Linked DNA regions of Homo sapiens: region 2 is linked to region 1. A link is a loop called in an ENCODE intact Hi-C map of the cell type or tissue named here. Cell type or tissue: A673. All regions are shown on one strand.

The links. Peaks named below come from ENCODE experiments on the same cell type or tissue, not always from the same donor. Only the 100,000 strongest peaks of a DNase experiment are listed, where the experiment ranks them.
Region 2: it touches region 1 in a loop (6-fold over the local background); 29 of 110 quality-filtered maps call a loop at or near these places.

What each region holds. Positions count from the first base shown.
Region 1 is chr2:182,645,714-182,653,713 of GRCh38, reverse strand. It overlaps a transcript of PDE1A not described here. Among named protein-coding and RNA genes, the nearest start is that of DNAJC10, 67 kb to the left of the region's middle. RefSeq lists an enhancer at 664-1,863. In A673, CTCF peaks have their summits at 2,728 (motif pointing right) and 4,221 (motif pointing right); DNase peaks (open chromatin) are centred at 2,843 and 4,253; H3K27ac peaks cover 1,074 bases.
Region 2 is chr2:182,236,154-182,244,153 of GRCh38, reverse strand. PDE1A (phosphodiesterase 1A) reads left to right here. Exons shown (of 15, transcript NM_001363871.4): 3 at 3,862-4,044. Among named protein-coding and RNA genes, the nearest start is that of PDE1A, 190 kb to the left of the region's middle. In A673, a CTCF peak has its summit at 3,211 (motif pointing left); no DNase peak of the experiment used is centred here.

The sequences.
Region 1 (8,000 bases):
ATGTTCCCATCCCTCAAGGAGATTAAGTAATCACTTGATGGCAAGTTGATTACATCAATCCCCTTCCATCCTGAAGATGAAACTGATTCTTCAATTGCTATCTTTTCTAGATATGGGTTTCCTTCCTTGATAACGGGGTTTCTGCAACACCTCATTCAAGCACTTACAGAATGTATGATTTACAAAAGCAATATTGTAAACATCCTGTCAGATCAAGAGCCTAATTTCATAGAGAAAGAGGTGAGTAAGCAAGTGTATGGCCAAATAGTTTTCTGGTCCTGCCACACACCACATCCCCTCGAAAAAAACCAAATGATTAAAATTATGGAGTGATTTAGTCAATGTCCTTCAGAATTGCCTTAAATCATTAGCGATACATAGCGAGGTGTCTCTCATGGCTAAAATATGCAGATCCAGGAAGCAAGACATGGAAACAGAATTGGTTCCCCTCCCTATCATCCTGAGGTCCACCTCAGGATGGAATTCATGTTTTCCTTTTTTAAATAAATTAGCTCTGCTATATTAGGGGAATATTTGCACTCAGCAATATGGTAAGTGCCCACTAAACCTGCAATTGTGACTACTTCAAAAGGGTCGAAAGTGATTCCTATGTTATGGGCTCCTCATGCCAGCAGAATGGCAGCCAAAAAAGAAGTATATTCCTGGGGGAAATGAGCCCCATGATCCTGAAGAGCTAGAGTTGCTACTACACAGTAGAACTCATGAGGTGCACTTGTGTGTCCATGTCTGGTGACAATGATGAACCAGAAATTGCAGTGACCATAACATGGTAAGAACAAAACAACTAAGAACTCAGAATCAGCTGAAGGTTTGGGTGACTCCATTAGACAAGCAACCTATATCAGCAAAAGAGGGACTGAGCAACCTGATGGACAAAAGGGAGAGAGAAATTACAAAGTGTAATAGAGAAGTGAAATATGAATATGAATTATGATTTGGGTACCAGTTGCAGCATTTGTAGTTTCTACCTGTAACTGTTGTATATGAAGCTTTTTGAAGAGGCCACCACCTTGAACACTCAGTGATGAATTGCATTTAATATAGGGTACAAGTGGGTCTCAATGGTACCAGGGGTGGACTGCGTCAAGAGGATGTGCCCCACCTCACATCCTGTGAGCTATACCTTTTTATCCGGCTGTGGCTGGGGAGGATAGTTCCATGCATGTTTTGACTCATTTTGCAGTGACGACATCTTGCCTCAGATCTCTATTGTATGTCTTTGATCTCAGGCCTAGGGTTCCTCTGACGCTGAGGATGAAGGAGGTGTAAAATAGGCAGTTGAAATAGGGATCCAGATCGTAGGAGGTCGATCTAGAGAGGTAAGTGTGTTTCTAGACTGCAGAAGGAATCTAAAGACCTGGGAGGGAAAAATTTCTCTAGGGAGAATTTCAGCAGTGAAATTAGACAGGTCATAGGGAAGAGTCCCAAAGAATATTTAAAACACTTATAGTCAAGGGACAGGTAATATATATGTGAGGAGAAAACATTGGCAAAGAAGCTTGAAGAGCAGTCTGCAATAATACTGGGAGAATGCTTCATGTTTTTATTCAAGGATGACCTAACTTGGCTGAACTCTCCATTTTATGTGAAAAACAGAAAACATACCTTATATGCATTGCTATTTATGATCTATACAGCCCTCCTATAAATTTTTACAATTGATACATTAAAAATACATAATAAGCTCAGCTGTCAATATTATCCCATTTTAGAGCTAAGTATGTTGGATCCCTGACTTCCTTGATAAATAGTGGAGTGCTAGATGTAAAAGCAAAGCCTATCTTTTGTTAAACTGCAGATTCCAAGTTTGCAGCTTTAGGCTTCACATATTCCTATTAGGCCTGCCATCACAGCCTTGTGATGATCTGTATGTCTTAAGTGGGGCGAAGACATTTCTAGCTATGCCTTTATTTTAATCAGTGTATGTTAATGCACCTATGTGTAAAAGCGTTTATTAGTTACCCAAATGCGTTGTATAAATTTTAGGTAGAAGCCTCAAATGTTAGATTAACAAATATTGTTTCCCTTTTGGTAACTTATGGACTGAAATGAATGTATAAGTTTTTAAAAAGTGCACACAAAAGATGAAATAGTCATACTGATATTAGAATTCCTTTGAATAAATTTGTATGTGTAGGACATAGAAAGTAGAATACAAATTAACACATTTTCAATACAAATCTTTAATATTTTTGTCTGTTCTAACTATGTAGATAGGTAATGTTCAAAGAGATTTCTCTTGGGAGGAAAAAGATCATACTAAATTTTGTAAAGAGATACATTTTTGTAGCAGCAATAGTCAAATTTTTCACATTTCTCAATTTCAATGACTGCAGCCAGAAATGATCAAATTATCTACCCCCCTAATTTGGCATTAAAAATACAAGGCCAGGTGTGGTGGCTCATACCTGTAATCCTAGCACTTTGGGAGGCCAAGGCGGGTGGACCACTTGAGGTCAGGAGTTCAAGACCAGGCTGGCCAACATGGTGAACCCCTATCTCTACTAAAAATACAAAAATTGGCTGGGTGTGATGGCAGGTGCCTGTAATCCCAGCTACTCAGGAGTCTGAGGCAGGGGAATTGCCTGAACCTGGGAGGCAGAGGTTGCAGTGAGTAAAGATCATGCCATTGCACTCCAGTCTGGGCAACAAGAGCGAAACTCCATCTGGAAAAAAACAAAACAAAACAAAACAAAAACCCAAAAAACAAAACACAAATAAGACTCTAGAGGGCACTCTACTCCTATTGTTTTTCAAGAAGCCTTTTTAAATGTAACATGAAGGCAGATATTTAAAAGTCATTGTGAATACTTCCAAGAAGGTTAGAATTCTTACGCAAGATCTTGAATATCAGTTGTCAGCATGGAGCAGTGGGATTTTCCTGTTCTCTTTCAAGTGTTTTCAGTTGGGATGGTTTAAGTTCTTTAATGCCGAGGATACAATTAATTTCTCAAGAGAGTATACTTACGTTAAAAAAGTTAGAGTTACAATATGTATAGGTATAATTGTTATCCCTACATTACTTTATGACATTTTACTTAATTACCTTGTATAACTGTTATTACTACTACTGTCATTTTTATCATTATTGTAGACATGAAATCAGAATTTTGAGATGCTTTCTGGGGAATAAGGTTATCAAAGTGTTTTGATTCAAGTAGCCTGGTTCTTCCCTATTTCCATGCACATGAAATGTATATAGGAGGGCCTCATTCCTAGGTTATAGTAGGTGCTAACTGAATGTTCCTTAAGTCTGAATCTGAAGTTAAAAAAATAACTTTTAATGTTATTGAATACATCACACTACATATTTGTATCTGTGCTCTCTGCTCTGGGCCATTCATGTTAAAACCTGGTCTCCTGGGATTTTATTTAGCCCAGAGACCAGTTTTGCTTGTTAGTAGGTTTTTAAAAATCTGAGTTAGACTGCATTTCAGTGATTGCATTCTAAATACTAAACAATACTTGCGTTTTCCCATAGTCTGAGACCCTGTGCCCTTATACATTTCCTCATCTACCTGGCACCTAAAGCCATGTGTGTTTTAAACCTATGGATAGATCTAGGATCTTTTTGCTGGCAGCAGATGTCTCTCTCTCTCTTTTTTGGAGAGAGAGTCTCGCTCTATCACCTAGGCTGGAGTACGATCACACCTAGATATGATCACAGCTCACTGCAGCCTCAAACTCCTGGGCTCAAGTGATCCTCTTATCTCAACCTTCCGAGTAGCTGAGACTACAAGCATGAGCTACCATGTCTGGCTAATTTAAAAAAAAATTTTTTTGTAGGCCGGGCACAGTGGCTCACACCTGTAATCCCAGCACTTTGGGAGGCTGAGGTGGATGGATCACAAGGTCAGGAGTTTAAGACCAGCCTGGCCAAGATGGTGAAACCCTGTTTCTACTAAAAATACAAAAATTAGCCGGACGTGGTGGCAGGCGCCTGTAATCCCAGCTACTTGGGAGGCTGAGGCAAATAATTGCCTAAACCTGGGAGGCAGAGGTTGCAGTGAACTGAGATTGCGCCCCTGCAATCAAGCCTGGGTGAAAAAGCGAGACTCCATCTCAATTTTTTTTTTTTTTTTTTTGTATAGAGTGGGGTCTTGGTATATTGCCCAGGCTGGTCTCGAACTGCTGGGCTCAAGAGACCCTCCCACCTTGGCCTCCCAAAGTGCTGGAATTACAATTGTCAGCCACTGCTCCCGGCCAGTAGATGTCTCTCTTGAACATCATTTCATGATTGAACAAGGTTTACCTGCCCCCTGAAAAAACCTCTTTAGCTTCCTGCGTCTCTCTATGTTCTACGGCTGGGACTTTATTCCTATTTGTAGGCTCAACTTTCCTACCTCTGACCAAGGGGAACTGAAGTGTTAGGAATAGCTCATGTTGCTTTTCCTATTCTGATTTTGGTTTCTGTGCTAATAACTTATGTTGCACAAAGCTGCTACCACATACCCTGTCGCCAGGCAGTGGGTACCAAGATTGTTTTTAATATGTCTGAATCTTATCTTGGTAATCTCTCAGCTATCCAGTTTCTTCTCAACTAACTCACATCTCATTTTCTTCTTTCTATGCCTGAAGATGATAGTTTCAGATGTATTCTAGGCCACCAGAGGGGCCTGCTACCTGCTGCCACTTACACACACCTCACAATTTTTCCATTCTACATTCCCATTGCTGTGTTTCCCCACCCACTTGTAGGGACACCTCTTGTTTGACTGTCCTGATATGAGCACTTGCTCTGGTACCCTTTACCTAGTAGCAATAATTGCTCATATTTAGGTGGCACTTTCAAACACCAGCTCTGATAATAACATCTATAAACTGGATATCATCACTTCTTTTGTATAGATGATAAAAATGTGACTGGAAGTGTTGGCATTTGCACCCATGTCTTCATATTACAGGTATTAGGATGCTTTGTTGGTGTTTATTTAAATTAATTGCAACTGGCTTTAACTGCCTTGTCTTGAATTTTTTTTTTTTTTTTTTTAAAGAGACAGGGTCTTGCTCTGCCACCCAGGCTGAGTGCAGTAACATGATTATGACTCACTGCAGCCTCAATCTCCTGGGATCAAGTGATCCTCCTCCCTCAGCCTCCCAGGCAGCTAGGACTCCAGGCATGCACCAGTGCACCACTACATCCAGGTAATTTTTTTAATTTTTTTTTTTTTTTTTTTTTTTGTGGGGACAGGGTCTTGCTTGCTCTGTTGTCCAGGCTGGTCTCAAACTCCTGGCCACAAGGGATCCTCCAGCCTCAGCTTCCTAAGTGCTGGGATTACAGGTGTGAGCCACTGTGCCCAGCCTGGACTTATTACTGCATCTACTTAAGCTCTTGCCACAAACTGTGAGGCCTTAATGTTTTTGTTCTGCTCGTCTGAATCAGAGCTCCTATTCTGACTCCAACAACTGGACCGTCTTATTAAGAATGAGGCTTACTACTCGCAAGGCTCAGAATGTCCCAACAAGCCCATAGAAACATCTTTTTAGCTACAGTGCTAGCTCAAACTTACCTGATGAGGAACACGTGAGGCACTTGTTATATGCACAGATTGCCAGGTTACCAGGTTTCTTCTCCAATATACTATGGTTTTTCCAATATACCATGGTTTAGTAGGTCCGGGCTGAGGCCTGAGAGTTTTTTAAACAAGTGTTCTAGTCAGTTCTTATCTTCAAGCAAATTTGAAAATCAGCTTTCTAGAGGAAAGTCTCTCAGAAGGATGTGAGGTTAACCTGCCGATACTCACCTCACTTCCTTTCCTGTGCCTTTTTTTTTCCTCAGTAAATTTGGGCATCTTTCTCTCCCTTTTTTGTCCTCCTCTGCCTAGCTCTTCCTGTCAATGACAGAATTTCATTTAATTGTTTATCAGCTCACTGTGTAATTTGGGTTTCGAAAGCCAATTTTTCTACAGAGGCTTCTTATGCTAAATTGAACTGGAGTAAATGATTCTGAAATTGTAGCCACCAAGATGATTTAGTCTTTACTGTAGCATCGTATCTTTAAAAGCCATACACTAATGAAAGGTTTTGGAACCAGATGGTGTTCAACTTAAGTCTTATCTGCTCAGAAAAAGGTGATATGTCTTTTCCTAAGTGACTCCATTTTATCCCTGCAGAAGCTGCTGATTATCTCGATAGTCTGTCTCAATAACTATCTCAATAACTCTTAATAGACTACCTCAATAACCCTTAAATTGAATTCCATGAGGCTCTTGGCACATTATAAAAACAAAGCACATAAAGATACCATAGGAAAAATGACAAATTATATGATTGTTATTGTATTAAGTTGTTCTGGGAAGGTGTACGATCCAATCTAATCTAACTATGCTTTATTGGAAAGAGACCAGAAATAAATTCTGATCTTGAAAACTGCTGATCCATCCATTCAGTAATCTATCTTGTCAAGATCCCTCATCTGTGCAAGCATCACCCTAATAGAGCATATGGAAAGGTACAGGGACACAGGTGAGTGCACGCAGTGATGTCCCCTGAGAGAAGAGACTTCCTGGGGTGAAGTCATTTTGGAGGTTTTGTTGTGCTGAGGGGCTGGTCCTCAGCTGGACAGCCTTAAAAATCCTAATTCGGTCAGTTCCACAGGTGGGTTCAACATTGTTAAAAACAAAGAAACAAACTCCCAACAAATTCTTAAAACTAATGCAAAAAGTCATCGTGCCAATCTCTTACTTTACCATTATCTGTGTGATAAGAACTGGAATCCAATTATCAGCATGGCCACATCTGCTTTGTCTCCACGCAGGCCTAGATGGAAACCAGTTTATTACCAGAGAGCCTGATGGCTAAATTTACTGCTTTTTCTTGACACCATCTGTGTAGGCACTGCCAATGTTTTCAAAAGAGTCTCCTATGATTTTTTAGCTGATCTTTCATTCTGCTTAATACATAATTTCTTCAGCAATATTACTACCTTTAATTGGGTTATACTTATGTTTCACTGACTTGGGAATTATTCTTTTTGGGTGACTTTGCTTAATTCTTTTTTTTTTTTTCCTAGATGGAGTCTAGCTCTGTCACCTAGGCTGGAGTGCAGTGGCGCGATCTCGGCTCACTGCAACCTCCGCCTCCCGGGTTCAAGCGATTCTCCTGCCTCAGCCTCCGAATAGCTGGGATTACAGGCGCCTGCCACCATGCCCAGATAATTTTTGTATTTTTAGAGACATGATTTCACTGTGTTGGCCAGGCTGGTCTCGAACTCCTGACCTTGTGATCTGCCCGCCGTGGCCTCCCAAAGTACTGGGATTACAGGTGTGAGCCACCGCGTATGGCTTTTTTTTTTTTTTTTTGAACCTTCACCTCCTGGGTTCAAACGATTCTCCTGCCACAGCCTCCCGAGTAGCTGGGACTACAGGTACGCACCACTATGCCCATTTTTTTTTTTAATGTATTTTTAGTAAAGACAGGGTTTCACCACGTTGGCCAGTCTGGTCTCAAACTCCTGGCCTCAGGTGATCTACCTGCCTCGGCCTCTGAAAGTGCTGGGATTACAGGCATGCCCTGCCCATTTTCCTTAATTCTTAATGTAATTAGCCATGACCAATCCAACCTATATTCTTATCCATCTAACTCTGTAAAAGAGTGGCTGAAGGTTGTTTTCTTTCTTTTTCTTTTTTTTACTATACCCTTTTAAAAATTTATCTTTTATATCCCCATGTAGCCTATTGGAAGTTATTTTCAACCAAAATATGACATTTCCTTCCCCAAATGGGGAGGATACGAATCACTCATTCAGCATATTTAGAAAAAGAGAAAATATATTTTAGGCAAATTCTTTACTTTGGATGACATTTAACATGAATAATAATTTACCTTGTTGAGGAGGGAGGTAATATTTAAAACATGGATTTTTCTTAACTATGGAACAAGAAGCTGGCATAACCTTCACCGTTTTACCTTTTCAAATTAACAGTTATGTTGTACCTGGATTTAGTATATTTTGTTCTGTAGTGGCCATATATTAATTT
Region 2 (8,000 bases), 410 kb after region 1:
GGCTCACTCCTGTAATCCCAGCACTTTGGGAGGCCAAGGCGGGCGGATCACCTGAGGTCGGGAGTTCGAGACCAGCCTGACCAACATGGAGAAACCCCGTCTCTACTAAAAATACAAAATTAGCCAGGCGTGGTGGCACGTGCCTGTAATCCCAGCTACTCAGGAGGCTGAGGCAGGAGAATCGCTTGAACCCGGGAGGCAGAGGTTGTGGTGAGCCGAGATCGCACCATTGCACTCCAGCCTGGGCATCAAGAGCGAAACTCCATCTCAAAAATAATAATAATAAGTCAATAAAATAATATACCATTAAGACTTTGAGCCATATGTTTATAGGACAAAATGATACCCAACTCAATACCAATTACGGTCTTTGAAAAGTAGTGAACTTCCAAAATAAAAGACCATTTTTGCAATTGTGCTCAGTTAACTAAACTAACTAAACTCAAAACACCATTCTTACAACTTTGTCTATTCCTCTCACAGCATGCACATTGGTCTTTTAGATACATAAATCATATCACATCCTGCTTAAAATAATTCAATGACCTGCCATTGCAAATATGACAGAATCCTTCCAAGGCCTGATATTAGCTTACTTATACCTATGTTTGCCTCCCAACTTGGGTCACTCTCTCTCTCAGTCAGTATACTCCAGCCACATTTGGCCTCCTTCCTGTTCCTCAAACATGCCAATACTGATCATGCCTCGGGCCTTTGTACTTGCCCTTCTTTCTATCTGGAATAGATAGAACAGACTTCCCCCAGACTTTCCTATAACTAATACTTCCTCATTGTTCGGGTCTTAACTATCTGATCATCTTATCTAACATAGTGTTTCCTCTCATAATTAACCTTATATCATAATTCTTATTTTATTTTTAGTCTTTCTTTTAAAATATAAGTTCTACCTGATAAGGGATCATTCTCATTTTTTCAATTTTTAATCACTTCATTTAGTTTGACAATAATTCTGTAATGTTTAAACAGTATGGTGTTTAGATTTATAATTGCTAAAAAGGCATTTTATTTCATTGCAAATAGGATTTTTACATGAGAAATAGGACTGGTATGTTCTATTAAATGAATATTAATAGAGAACTGAGTCTTTATATTCTATTTTATTTATAACCTACACTGGTAGTTATCACGCAGCATTCATAAATGATGGAAAGATGATTTCTTATCCAAACCAACAGCTACACAACACACACACACACATACACACACGAGAGAGAGAGAGAGAGAGAGAGAGAGGGAGAGAGAGAGAGAGGGAGGAGAGGAGAGAGGAGAGAGAGAGCGAGATACGTATTTTAAGGAATGGGCTCATGTGATTATTGGTGCTGGCAAGTCTGAAATTTGCAAAGCAAACTGGCAGGCTGGAAACCCTGGCAGGAGTCATTGTTGCAGTCTTGATTTCAAAGGCGTTCTGGAAGCTGAATTCCTTTCTCTTTGGGGGACCTTAATCTTCTTTCTTAAGGTTTTCAACTGATTAGATGAGGCTTACCCATAATTTAGAGGGTAATCTGCTTTATTCAAAGTCTACTGATTTAAATGTTAATCACATCTAAAAAATACTTTCACAGCGACATTTAAATTGGTGTTTGACCAAACGACTGGCCACCATAACCTACCTATGGTGACACATAAAATTAAACCTCACGGAGGTAGTTGTTGCCTTTTCAAGATTCCCTTTTCAAGTTACACAATAGCATATTCCATGCTCTTCCCTTAACACACTGTCGTCCTTTATTTGTGTGTCCCTAATTAATCCGTATCATTATTTCTCCCTAAAATTATATGCACTTTCTTCTCAGTAGATGACCTCATGCATCACGACTAAGGATTTCCAGCCTCCTAAGTACCACTCTACTATGTGGAATATCCCTTCCATATGCTGGTTTTGTCATGTTTGGTGAGCTCTCTTGGATCATTTATGAGTATAGGACATATAGCCTTAAAGCCATCAACATGAAATTTACTGTGGAGGAATTGGCACCATCAGCCAGGTTTCTGTCATTCTAAGGAGATTAGCTGACAAAACTAGGCTGCAGTGGAATGCTTGGAGCATGGTGACATCACAAGATTACACCACAATGATTCCTATTCCACTTGTTCTACCTACACTGTATCTGATCACTGCATAAGAGATAGTAGAAATGGCATTATCTTTAAAGTAGTGATATTTTCAAGCCATGAAGTTTAGTGACTTGCTGAAATGGGCTAGGGAATCTAATTTCAAATGGGCAAAAAGATAAACAAACTATTTTGCTTTAATTTTCTAGTTCAGTGTTTTAGGGGTAAATCAAAACCATCCAAATGTCAGATCAGAAAGAAAGTTAAAAATCATATAGAGTAAGTATTAATCAGTATTAACATTCAACTCTAAATATTTTTTATCGTTATATGTATACACGTATCTTTGTGACTCCAGAACTTATGTTTATTTTTTATAAGGTATTTCATAAATACATTCATGCTTATTTAATACCATGGAAAATAAATATTGGCAAATGACTTTTCTGCAGGTTTATAGGAAACAGCAGCATATGTGAGAGGTCATTTAAAGGAACATGAAGAGTTCCTCTCCTGCATATTACCTTTTGAGCCTCTCTTTAGTCAGATTGAGTTCTTTGTGGAGACCTCCTGTTTTTTGTCCTTTGTTTTGTCCCTGCTTTTTGAGATGGCCCCTGCCTTGTTTCTGAGGCATTAGCATGTACAACCATCTCTGGCCACCTTCCAACATTAGCTCATAATCGTTAGGCCTAGGTCTGGGCAAAGAGATTTTCAAAAGCAGATGAAACCCAAAGGTTGAAGCTAACATGTGCCAGAGTTTTTAGATTGGTGCACAGATAAGGAAAGAACCAAGTCAAATGGCAGGCAGAGCTGGCCTGTGTTCTTCCTAGAGGCAAAGTTCAACTGTTCTGTAAGCTGTTTCTGTATTTGGTGGGGAGCCTCTGGGATGTTGCCAGTTCAGACCTCTAGGAAGTTCTTGACTGCCGAAGCTGACTGGCCTTAAAATAACGATGTTTCCTTAGTTTCCTCTTTAATGGCAGCTGTTATTACTCAGCAGTCCAGTCAATTTTATCTACCTGGAGCTTATACAGAGCGTGGTCATTGTTTCAGTTCCTATTCACTACCTCACTCACTGGGTTGATTTCCTCAGCCAGCAGCTCTAAACCCATGAGAGCTCCACCCCGTGGTCACCTGAAATGCGCTTTAAACATAATCTATTTGATATCATGTGTTTTCATTTTTTTTTTCACTTTTAAAATCTGTGACATTGATAGAATGGATATCGTTGGGAGCACTTAAGTGGTTATTTTCCTAAAATTTAGAGGTACTTATCCAATGAAGTAGCATCTGTGAATGACTTTTATAAATTGCAAAGCCTAATTCAAATAGCATGTACTATACTTAAGATACACACAAGATTATTAAGTATATGACAACTATTATAGATTCAATCCCCCTTTTTTCTTCCCACTCCAGTTACTTCCTTTAATAGCAGACATCTGTTTATGAATTCACTTCCCTATCTTTCCTTAGTTTTATTCATTATTAGAATAGCACACTAAAGATATTAACAGTCGGTACCTCTAGACTGGTGTATCATTGTGCTGAAATGTTTGGGAAGCTGCAAATGCTCAAGTCTATTCGTTGTTGTCTTCATATGATCAATTTGAGAAATTAAGAGCTTTCCAAATGTTAATGAATTTTTTTTCTTTCTTTAGAGAGTACATATTAAGGAATAATCAGAGAGTGATTGGCTATATTTTAAATCCCATTGCAATCCTTGTTTTTCTGTTATATGTTTTTCTTCACTTTTTTATAAAAAAGTTTAATCTGTATAAATTTTTGTAGAAGACTTCTGGATACTGAAGATGAGCTCAGTGACATTCAGACTGACTCAGTCCCATCTGAAGTCCGGGACTGGTTGGCTTCTACCTTTACACGGAAAATGGGGATGACAAAAAAGAAACCTGAGGAAAAACCAAAATTTCGGAGCATTGTGCATGCTGTTCAAGCTGGAATTTTTGTGGAAAGGTAAGTGAAATTGTTGGTATCTCAAGACAGTAACATTTGAAAGGCAGCAGATACATTCATTTTTTCAAGGGTATGAGCAGTCTATATTTCACTTATTGACGAAAACTGTGATCATAATGATAACTAGAATGAACAAATTTGGGACTTTATGATGAACTTACCTATAACAAAAACACCTGGTCCCGGATGCATTCTTTTTATTTATTTTAAGTTGACATGAAGACTGAAAGCAAAGATTTTTGAATGACCTTTCTCCTCAAATGAACCTTTGTGAACAACTGTTTAAAAACAATTCTGACACATGTATATGTTACACAACTAATTTTACCTGAATAAAATGTAACATTTCATGAAATACATTCTACACTGGGTAGCAATCTACATGTCAAGATCACTTAGGCCTTCCTCTGCCCTAAAGACAGAAGACCATTTGCTTCCCTTCTTTCCATAATGGAGGAAATCTCTCTCATGCTCACTTTTGATAGGTTATTTTTTTTTTTCAACATTTCTGTCACTGAAGCAAGGGATATTTGATGGCCCCTAGAAACGCCTAGTTATATCATCAGAGTTTTCAATGTGAAACACATGCTAATATGACCCAATTTTACATTCTTTCAGCCCTTAAGAATACAGCTTATTTTTTCCATCTAGGAAACAAGATATTTCCTAGAACTAAAACTACAAAAGACTCGCCAAAATAGACATTTTATGTTTGACAGAATTGAAAAGTAGTTATCAGAAATCCCTTAGATTAAAAAATAATTACATGAAATTATATGTGGAATGATTATTTGAATATTTTAGAAACTAATAAAGTTGAGAAACAGAGAAAAATTTTGCCAATATGCCTAAAATTAAATTTTAGAGAAACTGCATTATTTCTCATCTTCTGATATCTCTAGGCATTACCGTTAATCAATATTACAAACTTGAATTTTTTTCTGCTAAAGGGACAGTGGAAAACACATTTGAATTTCTAAAAGTGTAAATGAGAATGCATGGCAACAAATATAAAGCTTAAAGATGGTTAAATACACTGTGCAATTTAAAGAAGATGACTTTTCTCTAGCATCAAATTAAAAATATCTAAATAGTACATCAGAAAATCTGTGAGAGAATCACAGATGAAACATGAGAGTATGTTTGATTTGCTAAAGAAATGTATATTTTGTCTTCTTTGTTTAAAAAAATATTACAGAACTTGGCAAACTGGGAAAAAATGTAAACTGTGGAGGAAGATCAACTGATTTTCCATTTCCATTCAAGAGAAGGTTATAATATATAAAATATCTGAATATGCTAAATTTCAATTTTTTCATATGTTACATAAAACACATTTAGTAGCCTATAAAAGTATAAAATTGTTCTTCAGGTAACTAAATTAGTAAGCAGTCTTTAAGAAATCAATGTGCTAAGAACATATAGAAATAAAGTCTTTTTTAAATCACTGTTGAATCCCCACTAGTAGGTGCATAAAAATAGTGGGACAAGTTTATTGGAAATTTTCAAAAGTAATCATCTTCAATCCTGACAGCTGAAAGTCTACTTGAAGTCTTGTTGCTTCTTCCTTTAAACGCTTCCTCCCAAGATTCAATTCCCTGGCAAGCCCTGGCAATTACTTACCCAAATGCATTCTGAATCCACTCACTTCCTCATCTCCACTCCTGCAACCACAATCTAAGCCTCCACTATCTGCCTTCAGAAATACGACAGTAACTTTCTAACTGGGCTCCTCTCCTCCTAACTTGACCACCCCAACCAAGCCATTCCACAGTGATGTTTTTAGGATATAAATTAGTTCCTGTCATTCTTTTCTTTTTCTTTTTCTTTTTTTTTTTTTTTTGACGTAGTCTGGCTCTGTCACCCAGGTTGGGGTGCAGTGGCGCGATCTCGGCTCCCTGCAAGCTCCGCCTCCCGGGTTCAAGTGATTCTCCTGCCTCAGCCTCCCGAGTAGCTGGGACTACAGGCACCCGCAACCCTGCCTGGCTAATTTTTTTGCATTTTTAGTAGAGACGGGGTTTCAGCGTGTTAGCCAGAATGGTCTTGATCTCCTGACCTCGTGATCCACCCACCTAGGCCTCCCGAAGTGCTGGGATTACAGGCGTGAGCCACCGTGCCCAGCCTAGTTCCTGTCATTCTTAAGCTTCAAACCACCAGAAGGTTTCCCAATTCACTTGAGCCTGGTTAGGTCCCTTTCTGCTTTCTAGCCTCATCTACTGCAACCTTCATCCTTGACTGAACACCTATACCAGCCTGATTTCAATTTCAAGAACATTTCTAAGCTCTTTCCTGCCTTGGAGCCATTCATCCTGTTATTTTCTCTGTCAGAAGTGGTTCTCCCCACCCTTCAACATGGCGGGCTGGCCCTTTTACCGTTCCAGAGGTCTTCCCGGATCACTCTATGCTGTTCCTCACTATTGCTGCCCCCAGCCAGTGGTTTACCTCCTAGCACTTATCCCTGTTTGTAATCATATATTGTATCTTATTTTTCATTTCTCCTCACCACTGGAATAAGCCCTGTGAAATAGCAACAATATTTCCCTTGCCTTCCACTAAATAAGTCTGTTGCCTTGCAGAGTGCCTGGTATAAATAGTGTTGTTTTTTGTTTGTGTGTTTGTTTTGTTTTTCTTTGAGACGGAGTCTGGCTCTGTCACCCAGGCTGGAGTGCAGTGGCTTGATCTCCGTTTACTGCAACCTCCGCCTCCCGAGTTCAAGAGATTCTCCTGCTGGGATTACAGGCGCATGCCACCACGCACGGCTAATTGTTTTTTGTATTTTTAGTAGAGACAGGGTTTCCCATGTTGGCCAGGCTAGTCTCGAACTCCTGATCTCAGGTGATTCACCCGCCTCGGCCTCCCAAAGTTCTGGGATTACAGGCGTGAGTCACTGCGCCCGTCCTTAAAATAGTATTTTTAAAGAGTTTTTGAATTATATCTTGTAACTATTATGGAAACTTCCACAAATAATCCACTACATTTCCAGTTAGACTTTCACCACCTTTAGGAGCCCAGGAAATTCACTATCATTTTTCAGAAACTTGTAATATATCACCTGTTTACTAAAGTGTGAGACAACTGGGTTAAGATATCTCCGATGCTCATTCTAATTCAAGGATGAGTCACCTTAATTTTCCATCTTAGTGTTCTATTTCTAATTTTCCATCCTAGAATTCTATTCCTGATTATAGAATTAGAAAAGTATGATAATGGGAAAGTTTTGCTATCTCTTTGGAAGGGTAATCCTCTTTGTCTTCCTTTACATTCCATGTAATGAGAAAGTATATTGGTATTCATTTCTCAACCTATCCCAAGTTTAAGAAACTCAGTAGCATCAGAGGTCCCATTGAGGCCAGAGAGCTCTAAAGACATAAGATTTTGAACCAATGATATTGGCTGCAAAGTAATGAGAACAGTTAAAATAATAATAAAAATGATGGCTTACTTGTACTGAGAATCATTTACACAAAAAGCTTATAATTATTCTCATTTTACAAATGAATGACATTAAATAGTTTCCAAAGGTCACACAGCAGTGAGTGGCTAACATGTGATTCAAAGCATGTGTTCTCTTTGCCTTTCTGTGCCATGAAGTCAAGTCGAGCTAACGTTAATTAACATTTTAAAATTTCTTAATCCTGAATGATTTTTATATTGACGCTTTTGCCTGTTCATCATCCTTCCATTTCCCCTGCACCTCCATTTTTTTAGTATTAATAGTAATGACTAGAAACAGATGGAAAAGACTGTTTCCAAAAAAAAAAAACACCTGAGTATCACTGTTGATAGTAATTATTCTAGATCTTGTATAGTATGATTAGTAGTTTCCTTGCTTTGCAAGATTAGAATAATTATACCTATATCAATGGAGTAATTAATATAAGTATTTTTAGTTTTAACTGTTCTAAAATCTTTCAATAGAGATATAGGATAATTTCTTATTCTACCTAATCACCCAC